2 separate regions of the Homo sapiens genome follow, and region 1 is linked to region 2. The links are chromatin loops, found by intact Hi-C in ENCODE. Cell type or tissue: heart left ventricle. All regions are shown on one strand. Links, peaks and the distances in the headings refer to the core of each region. The heading gives the core; the rest is flanking DNA.

The links. A loop is a pair of places that touch in the nucleus more often than their neighbours do. Peaks named below come from ENCODE experiments on the same cell type or tissue, not always from the same donor. Only the 100,000 strongest peaks of a DNase experiment are listed, where the experiment ranks them.
Region 1: it touches region 2 in a loop (2.1-fold over the local background); 2 of 110 quality-filtered maps call a loop at or near these places.

What each region holds. Positions count from the first base shown.
Region 1 is chr4:25,292,164-25,297,546 of GRCh38, reverse strand. It overlaps LOC124900685 (a long non-coding RNA gene), which reads right to left and starts at 4,267. Exons shown (of 2, transcript XR_007058088.1): 1 at 3,913-4,267. In heart left ventricle, for the core only: no CTCF peak of the experiment used is centred there; no DNase peak of the experiment used is centred there.
Region 2 is chr4:25,178,142-25,183,524 of GRCh38, reverse strand. All of the region lies in intron 1 of SEPSECS-DT (SEPSECS divergent transcript), which reads right to left. Among named protein-coding and RNA genes, the nearest start is that of SEPSECS-DT, 20 kb to the right of the region's middle. RefSeq lists an enhancer at 2,690-2,759. In heart left ventricle, for the core only: a CTCF peak has its summit at 2,820 (motif pointing left); no DNase peak of the experiment used is centred there.

The DNA.
Region 1 (5,383 bases), core at 213-5,212, 110 kb before region 2:
AGTAGTTAGCAGTGGCTGCGGGTGGGAGGATTGGGGAGATGTTGGTCAAAGGACACAAAATTTCAGTTAGATGGAATAAGTTCAAAAGATCTACTGCACATCTTGTAACTGCAGTTTATATACTATCTTGTTTGGTTTTTGTTTGTTTGTTTCTTTTATTCTGTTTTGAAACAGGGTCTTGCTCTGTCACCCAGGCTGGAGTACGGTGGTGTGATCCTAGCCCACTGCAGCCCCGACCTCCTTGACTCAAGTGATCCTCCCACCTCAGCCTCCTGAGTAGCTGGGACTGTAGGCATGTGCCACTGCGCGCAGCTAACTTTTGTATTTTAAAAAATGTTTTGGAGACGAGGTTTCACCATGTTCCCCAGGCTGGTCTCAAACTCCTGGGCTCAAGCTATCTGCCCATCTGGACTCTTAAAGTGCTAGAATTACAGGTACAAGCCACTACACCCAGCAATACTGTATTGTATCCTTGAAAATTGCTCAGCCAGGCACAGTGGCTCACACCTATGATCCCAGCACTTTGGGAGGCTGGGGTGGGAGGATTACTTGAAGCCAGCAGTTCAAGACCAGTCTGAACAACATAGCAATATCCCATCTTTATTTCTAAAAAGTTAAAAATTAGCTGGGCATGGTGACGTGCACCTGTAGTCGCAGGTACCCAGGAGGCTGAAGTAAAAGTATCCCTTGATCCCAGAAGGTCAAGTTTGTAGTGAACCAGGATCTCACCACTGCACTCCAGCCTGGGCTACAGAGTGAGACCCTGTCTTTGAAAAAAAAAAAAAGAAAAGATGAAAAAGAATATTGCTAAGGGAGTAGATATTAAGTGTTCTCACCAGATACACACACACACACACACACACACACACACACACAAAAGTGAGCTAATGCATATGGTAAAAGCTTAGTGGCTGGGCGCGGTGGCTTATGCCTGTAATCCCAGCACTTTGGGAGGCCAAGGCGGGTGGATCACCTGAGGTCAGGACCAGCCTGACCAATATGCCAAAACCCCATCTCTACTAAAAACACAAAAATTAGCCGGGTGTGGTGGTGCGCACCTGTAATCCCAGCTACTCAGGAGGCTGAAGCAGGAGAATTGTTTGAACCCAGGAGGCAGAGGTTGCAGTGAGCCAAGATCACGCCACTGTACTCTAGCCTGGGCTACAGAGCAAGACTCCATCTCAATAAATAAATAAATAAATAAATAAAACATTTAGCCATTTCACAACATGTACATATACCAAAACATCATATTGTACACCATAAGTATATACAATTTTAACTTGTCAATTAAAAAGAGAAAATCAAAACACCATCATCATTTAAAAAGAGCTGAATAAAAACTCATTGGTGAAGCTGGGACAAGAATTAAGTTTTCAAAGAAGTGCAGGAAAGATCTAACAGTACTACACGGACAAGAATATTTTATGATTGTGAACAGAGTTCCTGCTGCCACAGCTCTCTGGATCCTTTGGGACTTCTTCTCTACCATGATGAATTATTCAATCAAAATTAAAGATCTCTTATCTAACTCCTGATGTAAAGGCGATATTAAGTTTATAGCACCATCAATGAAATACTTTGCCAGAAATATTTAACCTGTACCTATTTAAGCTTTTAGATATCACTTCCAGTTTATAGACTATAGATTACAGGATCAAGTTGAACATCAAGAGGAGATACTTATACAAATCCAGAACCAAGAATATTCCAAATGTTAATGTCAGAGGAAAGCAAAGGAACTGTTCTAGATTAAAAGATAAAACAAGGCCGGGCCCGGTGGCTCATGCCTGTAATCTCAGCACTTTGGAAGGCTGAGGTGGGTGGATCATTTGAGTTCAGGAGTTCGAGACCAGCCTGGCCAACATGGTGAAACCCTATCTCTACTAAAAACACAAAAAAAATTAGCCGGACCTGGTGGCACGTGCCTGTAATCCCAGCTATTCGGCAGGCTGAGGCATGAGAATCGCTTGAACCCAGGAGGCTTGAACCTGGGAGATAGAGGTTGCAGTGAGCTGAGATCACGCCACTGCTCTCCAGCTTCAGCGACAGAGCGAGACTCCATCTCAAAAATAAGAAAAAAAGAAAAAGATAAAATAAAATGCAATGTATAAAACTTCATTGGATCCCAACACACACACACACACACACACAAAAATCTAGCTGTAAAATATATATTTGGTGAATAATTGAAGAAATTTTAATATGGTCTATATAGTGGAGTGGGAATTTTTTGTTAATTTTCTTTTTTTTTTTCTGCTTTTTTTTTTAGACGGAGTCTTGCTCTGTCGCCAGGCTGGAGTGCAGTGGCAGGATCTCTGCTCACTGCAACCTCCGCCTCCCAGGTTCAAGCGATTCTCCTGCCTCAACCTCCAGGGTAGCTGGGACTATAGGCCAGTGCCACCATGCCCAGCTAATTTTTGTATTTTTAGTAGAGACGAGGTTTCACCATGTTGGCCAGGATGGTCTCAATCTCTTGACCTCGTGATCCACCTGCCTCAGCCTTCTGAAGTGCTGGGATTACAGGCGTGAGCCACTGCGTCCAGCGTGTTAATTTTCTTAGTAGAGATGATGTTGTAGTAAGTGGAGAATGACATTCTCTTTCTCTTCCAACATGGCCTTTCCATGAGACTAATTTGGACTTCCTCATAGCACAGTGGGCTCTAGGTAACTAGACTTCACACATGGCTGCTGACTTCCCAGGGTGACAATGGAGGCTCCGTGGTTTCTTAAAGGGTAAGGTTAAAGCAAGCTGCAAGGCCAGCCCAAGTAGAAGGGGAGTGGAGGTAGATCCCACTTCATGATGAATGGAACAACTCATGCTTACAAAAAGGGAAGGAATTGATAGTGGCCATCTTTGGAGACTATCCACTCCCCAGCCCCAAGGACCTGATTAAACATATCAAGAGGTGGAATGAAAGCTTTGCCCTCCACAATACATGAGAAATCCAGACACTGAAAATATGTTTCTATTATAAATAAGAAAAATGTAGAGAGTTCACATTAAAAACAGTCAACAAGCATTTGGTGTATAGAACATTTAAGTTCTTTTCCTTGTATGCAAGGAATTTATCATCTAAGAAGCAAAGGTAGAAATATGCAGGTATAAAACATGTAAGAGCAAGGATTAGGATATTATTCCCTAGAAAATATCTGACTTTAGAGCTATTACCATTTTCAGCTTCCTCTCCCTCACTTTGAACAGTATTTGAAGAGTGAATCCCAGAAATGAAGCTGTATTTTATTGATTTTTGCTCTCCTACCAATGTTTTGAGAATCCGGCACACAATGAGCACCCAATGTTTGTTGAATTCAATGAGTGAATTGTATCTATCATACAAACTGTTATCCATTCAGGACTGAGAATTTTAGGAAATACACAAGGGCTGCAGCAAATTAATATATCTGTCATAATTGAGAAATGAGCTGTTCTGGTTCACAACTCTGTAGAATAGAACCATGAGCCTGGTCATAAGAAAGAACTTGATCTCAGTAGTCAAAATAGGTACTGCAGATCCAGGTTGAAAAGTTCCTACACTTAAGTAAAAGCTTCTCACACTCACTTTAGGAAGGGTTTATAGGTGGGTTGAAGACTCAATAGTTTCAAGATCCTTATCCTATCTCAATCTTCCACTGGGGATATGACTAAGAAGGGGTACTGGCTAATGCATACATAGGTGCTTACAACCTTTATATAATACTTTGGGTGGTGTTATGGCTGAATCATGTCCTCCCCAAATTCATATTTTGAAGCCCTAATCCCCAGTGTGACAGTAATTGGAGATAGGGCCTTTAAAATTAAAGGAGGTCATAAGGGTGGAGCCCTAATTCAATATGACTGGGGTCCTTATAAGAAGAGAAAGAGACAGCAGGGATGTGCATGCAGAGAAAAGACCCCCTGAGGATACGTACAGACGGCAGCTGTCTCCAAGTCCAATTCTACCAACACCTTGATCTTGGACTTCCAGCCTCCAGAACCATGAGAAAATAAATTTCTGTTGTTTAAGCCATGCAGGCTGTGGTATTTTGTTATGGCAGTCCTCACAACCTAATAAAGGTGGCAAACAAAACATTCAGGTAAATGTACTCTCTCATATTATACAAGCTTTTTTAAACAGTAAAATAATTGAAACTTGGAAAATAACAGAATATAAAAACATTTACCTACCACTCAGATTTTAACAAATGTGGACATCTTGTCATATTTGCTTCAGATATTTTTTTAACTTTAAGAAATAAATTTGTTTTTGTTTTTTTTTGAGATGGAGTCTCGCTCTGTTGCCCAGGCTGGAGTGCAGTGGTGCAATCTTGGCTCATTGCCATCTCCACCTCCCAGTTCAAGTGATTCTCCTGTCTTAGCATCCCGAGTATCTGGGATTACAGGCATATGCCACCACACCTGGCCAATTTTTGTATTTTAAGTAGAAACAGGTTTTCACCATGTTGACCAAGCTGGACATTTGTGGGTTTTTTGTTTTGTTTTGTTTTGTTTTTGAGAAGGGGACTTCCTGTGTCACCCAGGCTGGAGTTCAGTGGCACAATTACAGCTCACTGAAACCTCTGCCTCTGCCTCCCAGGCTCAGACGATTCTCCCATATCAGCCTCCTGAGTAGCTCAGGCCACAGGTGCATGCCACCATGCCCAGCTAATTTTTTGTATTTTTGGTAGAAACGGGGTTTCATCATGTTGTCCAGGCTGGTCTTGAACTCCTGGGCTCAAGAGATCTGCCCGCCTCCCTCCCAAAGTGCTGGGATTACAGGCATGAGCCACTGCATATAGCCCAGAAATAAAATTTTATGCTTTTATACTTAAAACTTTATATTTTGGTACCCTTTGGGTCTGCTTCCATACTGTCCTAGCCCAGAGGTAACCACAATTCTGAAGAAGGAGACCATTCCTGTCCACATATTCATATACTTACATATATGCCTATGTCAAAAAGCAACATATAGTACTGCTTTGTATTTACAAAAAGGATACGGTTAAATACTTGTGCAAATTTTTCCTTCAACACTGTGTTGAGGTTTATGTACACAATTTGATACATGTAGCTATAGTTCATTTATTTTCACTGTTCTATAGTCTTCCATAGTATGAGCATACCACAATTTACTTATCCATTTTCCTGCTGTCAGATCTTTAGGTTGTTCTCAATTTTTCAGTGTTATAAACACCACAGCATTGAACAACCTTGCATATGTCTGCTTGCATGCATTAGTACCACAAGGTATTTGCACCTTCAGTTTTACCAGATAATTGCTCTCCAGAATGAGGCTGAGGTAGGTAGATCATTTGAGTTCAGGAGTTTGAGAACAGCCTGGGCAACATGATGAAACCCCGTCTCTATTAAAAATACATAAAACTTAGCCAGGTGTACTGGTGT
Region 2 (5,383 bases), core at 308-5,307:
TCCCTGGTTTCCTTCTCTTCTGGGTGCCTTCCTGTTGAAACACATTGAATGCACTCTGGCTTCAGAAAGCAAGTCTGCTACTCCCCTATCTAGCACTTCATGAGCACAATGCTTCATTTGCTCAGTCATTCAGTCAAAAAATGATTTAAAAAGGCCTCAATCAGTAGAGCTGTAGGAATTTATTCAGGGGTTGTAGGCAGAGAGACGTGAACAGTGGCCTTTCTACAGAATGAGTATAAATATGTACGCTATTGATGCCTGTGAGAGACCTGGGGGCAGGGACAGATGCAGGGGAAGGCTTCAGCCATGGCTGACCCTTGCCTAGAACTCAAGGCAGCAACAGAGATATGAGAGAGCCGAAACCACCTGTCAGCACTCAATTCTGCACTGGCAGTCCCTGTGATTCATGCACCAGGCCATTAATTCAGTAAGAAGCCGCTCAATGGGCAGATGAACAAAAACAGGAGGCCCTTCTGAGAGTCATAAATTCACTCTCCTAACAGCTTTATATACTTGAAAGTGAAGGGTATTCCAGGAGCATGTGAAAACGACTCAGAGACTCAGTTTCTAACAGAAAACCAGGAAATTCTATTCTACTGCTAACAAATTGAGGACTTACTTTGTCAAGGTGGCTAGGTTGGTACAGAGATGAAAAGCCAGGGCTTAATCTTTCAGGAGTTCAAAAACTGGTAAGAGTTCTCCCATTCTACTTTTTCCTCCTTCACCTCCATATCTAATCCTAAGAACTATTCCCTTAATACCCTTGTATTAGTCCGTTTTCACACTGCTATAAAGAACTTTCCGAGACTGGGTAATTTATAAAGGAAAGAGCTTTAATTGACTCACAGTTTCCTATGGCTGGGGAGGCCTCAGGAAACTTACAATCATGGCAGAAGGGGAAGTAGGCACATCTTACATGGCAACTGGCGAGAGAGGGTGTGTCAGTGCAGGAGAAACTACCATTTATAAAACCATCAGACCTCATGAGAATCCACTCACTATCACAAGCACAGCACGGGGGAAACCCCCCCCCCCCCATAATCCACTCACTACCCACCAGATCTCCCCCTAAACACCCGGGGATTACAATTCAAGATGGGATTTGGGTGAGGACACAAAACCTAACCATATCAACCCTCTCCAGACTCTCTCCTCTTCTTCACCCCTCTGCAGCTGCCAGGCTTTCCTAATGTCTGCATGGATGGTCTCAACACTCCTTACCTGGTTTCTCTCACTACCCCTGCCACATATTCTGTTTCACCATCACACACCGGCAGATTCATGTTTCCAAAAAAGCAATCTGATCCTATCACTCAGTAACTGATATAAAGCCCTTTACTGATGCTCTGTTGTTTTAAGGAGAAAATTCAAACCCCTTACCAAAGCCCTTCCCCTTCATGGCTCTGTTTGCCTATCCGGCCTTTCCTCAATTTAAGTCTCCAGTCCAGACAAAGTGACTCTCTGGCTGGTTCCCAGACATCTCTGCTCCTGCTGCTGCTTCCTCCCACCATGTGTCCCAGTCCCTACTTCTGCTAACTGTGCTTTCAAGATGCAGCCTGGGCGCTATCTCCTCCTCTTCCCACTCTTGGCCCTGAGTGAAGGTTGCCTCCTACGTGTGCTTCCACCACCCCTACCCATTCTCACTTGTCACATGCACCATATTTGACTCCTTGCTCTTCTCTCCTAGGTGACTTTGATTTTTTCAACTGAACTTCAAGAACTAGATCTGATTCATTGTTGACTGCTCAGCATCTAGTAGAGCACCTGGCACCTGCTAGGTACATTATAAGTGTTTGCTGAATGTATTTGAATGAGTGCCTATGCAAGGTCATAATAAATAAGACAAGAATGGCTTATTCAGAGATGACTGTAATGCACATTTATCTCTCCATGGTCCCTGGGTTGCTTCTAATACTGCGCTTGGAAAAGTTGTGATGGATAATTGAATGCCTCATTGTTCTTGAATGATGTATGGGAGTGGTATGATCTTAGAAAAGAGACAAGGTTTGTTATCTTTGGGGAAATCAAAATACACATCTCCAATATAATTCTGTCTCACAAATGATACAAACATTCATGTTCAAAGTAATATACACATCAAAGACCTATAATGTTGTAGGTTGAATACTTTGGTTAAGTACTTGAGTTTAAAACATCATGTTTATCTTATTATTTTTTTAAAATGTTTTTACTTTTCTTTTTTTTAAACAGAGATGGGGTTTCACCATGTTGGCCAGGCTGGTCTTGAACTCCTGGCCTGGGATCTGCCTGCCTTGGCTTCCCAAAGTGCTGGGATTACAGGTGTGAGTCAGTATGCCTGACTGAAACATCATGATTTTATTAAGCGAACTGCCTTGATTTTGAAACAGTTTTACTTATTTGGTGGCTGCAGACATCTTTTGGTATGTGGCTGCCACTCTCTATCTTTGTCTTCACATGACCTTCTCCTCTTCTGCTCTCATAAGGATACGCCATTGGATTTAGGTAATGACCTAGGTAATCCAGAATGATCTCATCTTGTGATACTTAATTACATCCACAAAGACTCTTTTTTCAAATAGAGTCACATTCATAGGCTCTAGAGATTAGGGGTGACCATATTTTTGTGGGGGAGGGGTAGCACAATTCACTCCGTTATCAAAAATACATTTATAAAAGCCATTGGGATGCAATTCCAGGAGTTTTCAATGATCATTTTATCTTACTTATAAATTACTATTTTGAAGTGCTCCAGAGGGGTCTTACTTCCTCAATTTGGAAGGGGCTGCTACTGGATGAGCATTGAGTATTAATACTGCATGGGGACGCCACCTACTGGTTGCTAAGATTCACAACTGGTAGACCTTGGAGGTCACACTGAGAGTAGAATAACATGTATGAGCACAGTTAATAAACTTGATTACATGAAACCACATTTATTATTAGCACATTGAAAATATAGAATGGCTATTCAAATACAGCTCCCTTCCCTCTCTGAGCCTCAGTTTCTTTACCTGCAAAGGTGAAGATTTCCTCACTCATTCCTTCATTTATTAAAACACAATTATTTGGGCATCCATCAGGTGATAGTGGCTGGGGCTGCAATAAGCCTCTTACAGATTATTCCTTTTCATAGGTTTGTTGTATGGATTAAATGTAATAATTCAAATAAAGGGTCTGGTGCAGTAATTATTGTTAACCTTAAATTATATTTGATCCAAATATCTAATTAGAGTGGCCTGCCTTGACACTGGGTCTTACTTGTTGAAGATCTCTAGCTCTATTGTTTTTTCTTTTTTAAAAAACTAAAAACAAATTTTTTTTAGAGACGAAGGCTCACTATATTGCCTAGGCTGTACTTGAACTCCTGGGCACAAGGGATCTTCCTGTCTCAGACTCCCAAGCAGCTGAGACTATAGGTTTCAGCTTTTTCTTTTCTTTTTTTTTTTTTTTGAATACTTGTTAGCTCTTACTCTCTTCTCTTCCCTCTGGCCTGCAGAAGTTACACAGCACCTCATCTAGTTCAGTTAACTCTTTGGATGTGAACCAATTATCGAGTACCATGAATTTCAAAGCAAAAGGAGAGAATGGGTCTGGTAATAACCTTTCCTTTTCCTCCTTCCACCCCATTCTAAATTCCCCTTAGTTAGTGCCATCTAGAAGAGGCCCTTCAATCTGTCAACACTATTTAATATCTTTTACACATTGGATAATATACTAAATGTTGAATATACAAAAACAATGAACTCTAGTCCTTGAGGCGAAGGTCTTCCAAATGCAAGTCCTAAAAATGGACCAGGCAGAACTCAGTGTCTCCAAGAGTGCAAGAAGGATGTTTTTCATTGAATGGTTGAAGCAGTGTTTGGAGAAACACAGATCTCATGATTTTTATAAATTCAAATGCAACACAGAGTCACATGGGCATAGAATTTTCCTGGATGTCTGAATAATCTGCCAACCAGCTTTTTGCCTCCTTCTGTGTTTTTACTTCACCTGGATATCTCCTAACATCCTGAGACGGAAATGTTTCTAAGCTATAAAGAATGTCTTGGAATGTCTTTTTCAAAAGTACATTTTTCAACATTCAAGGAATTTCAAGAAATGTACTATTTGCCTAAGGGTAGATGATTTAAAAGGTCTCTTTTGTGATGCCTTCAAATAAGTTGGTGATTGGAAAGCTGATACATGAGTAGAAGGCATTATTATTCTACATTGATGTTTCAGAGGAGGAAGGCAGTTAGGGGAATATTTTCCTCCCTAACATTTTATCCCTGCTGAAATAAGTCAAAATGCCCAATGTTCTTTGTATTCAAAGGTGACACAGGTACCAGCATGACTGTCAGCTGCTGTCAATCCTTGGCTTTTGGAAGCAATGTCACGGCGCTTTAACTTGCTTTTCAGTTTGCTCAGCATGTCTTTGAAGCATCACCTTTACTCATCTCTTCCAAGGCTCACTGTTAACCACATTGCACTATTTCAGCAGGAAATCAGCTAAATACTTAAAAGCTAGTGGGCCAGCCTCCTTCTTGTTGTGATATAAGCCTGTTTTTCAAAGAGCAGTCCTCAGAGAGACAGCGTCAACATGCCCTGGGTGCATGTGACACTGCAGATTCCTGGACCTTGTCCCCAGACCAACAGATTCAGAAACTCTGGGAAAAGATCAGGAAATGTGCATTTTAAACAAATGCCCCTGGTGATTCCTCTGCAATGATGGTTAAGACCTTTGAGTTGAGGGCTTTTGCAGTCACCAACTATAGTTTTGTTGAGCCTGTGTATTCATTTACACATGGGGACATCAACAGTCTGCAGAAGCCAGTTCCCAGAAATACACCTGAGTATCTGCACAAAAGGGAGGTCTGTTCACATGATTCAAATCTTCCCAGAAGACTCTCTGATCCTTACATATATTATGGCTTATATTTGGAAAATGTCCCGCTTGCAATCAAGTATACCTTTCTAAATGGCTACGTAGATCCTGAATAAAGAGAACACATCAAATTCAAAACGCTAACATATGTTGAAAGAAGAGGAGCTTGAGTAGTGAGAATAGAATTCTAACCTTCAACAGAAAGGGGGAGAATATCCTTAGGTTGGCTGATACACAGGCAAGAACTATTTCTGGTATATGTTGAGAAAATAAAAATAAGTACAACATGTTGAGCATCCTTTTTAAACAGGCAGACGCCCAGCCATGCCCAGGGCAGGTTACACTTCCTTTTCTGGCTGCCTAGATACAGTGCCACTGGCTCAGGGCTCCATTTCCATCTGCATTGATTCTACAACCACAGATAGCACTTCTGCCCGGTAATTAAAATTTTTTTTTTTTTTCTGAGACAGGGTCTTGCTCTGTCACCCAGGCTGGGGTGCAGTGGCGCGATGTCGGCCCACTGCAACCTCCATCTCC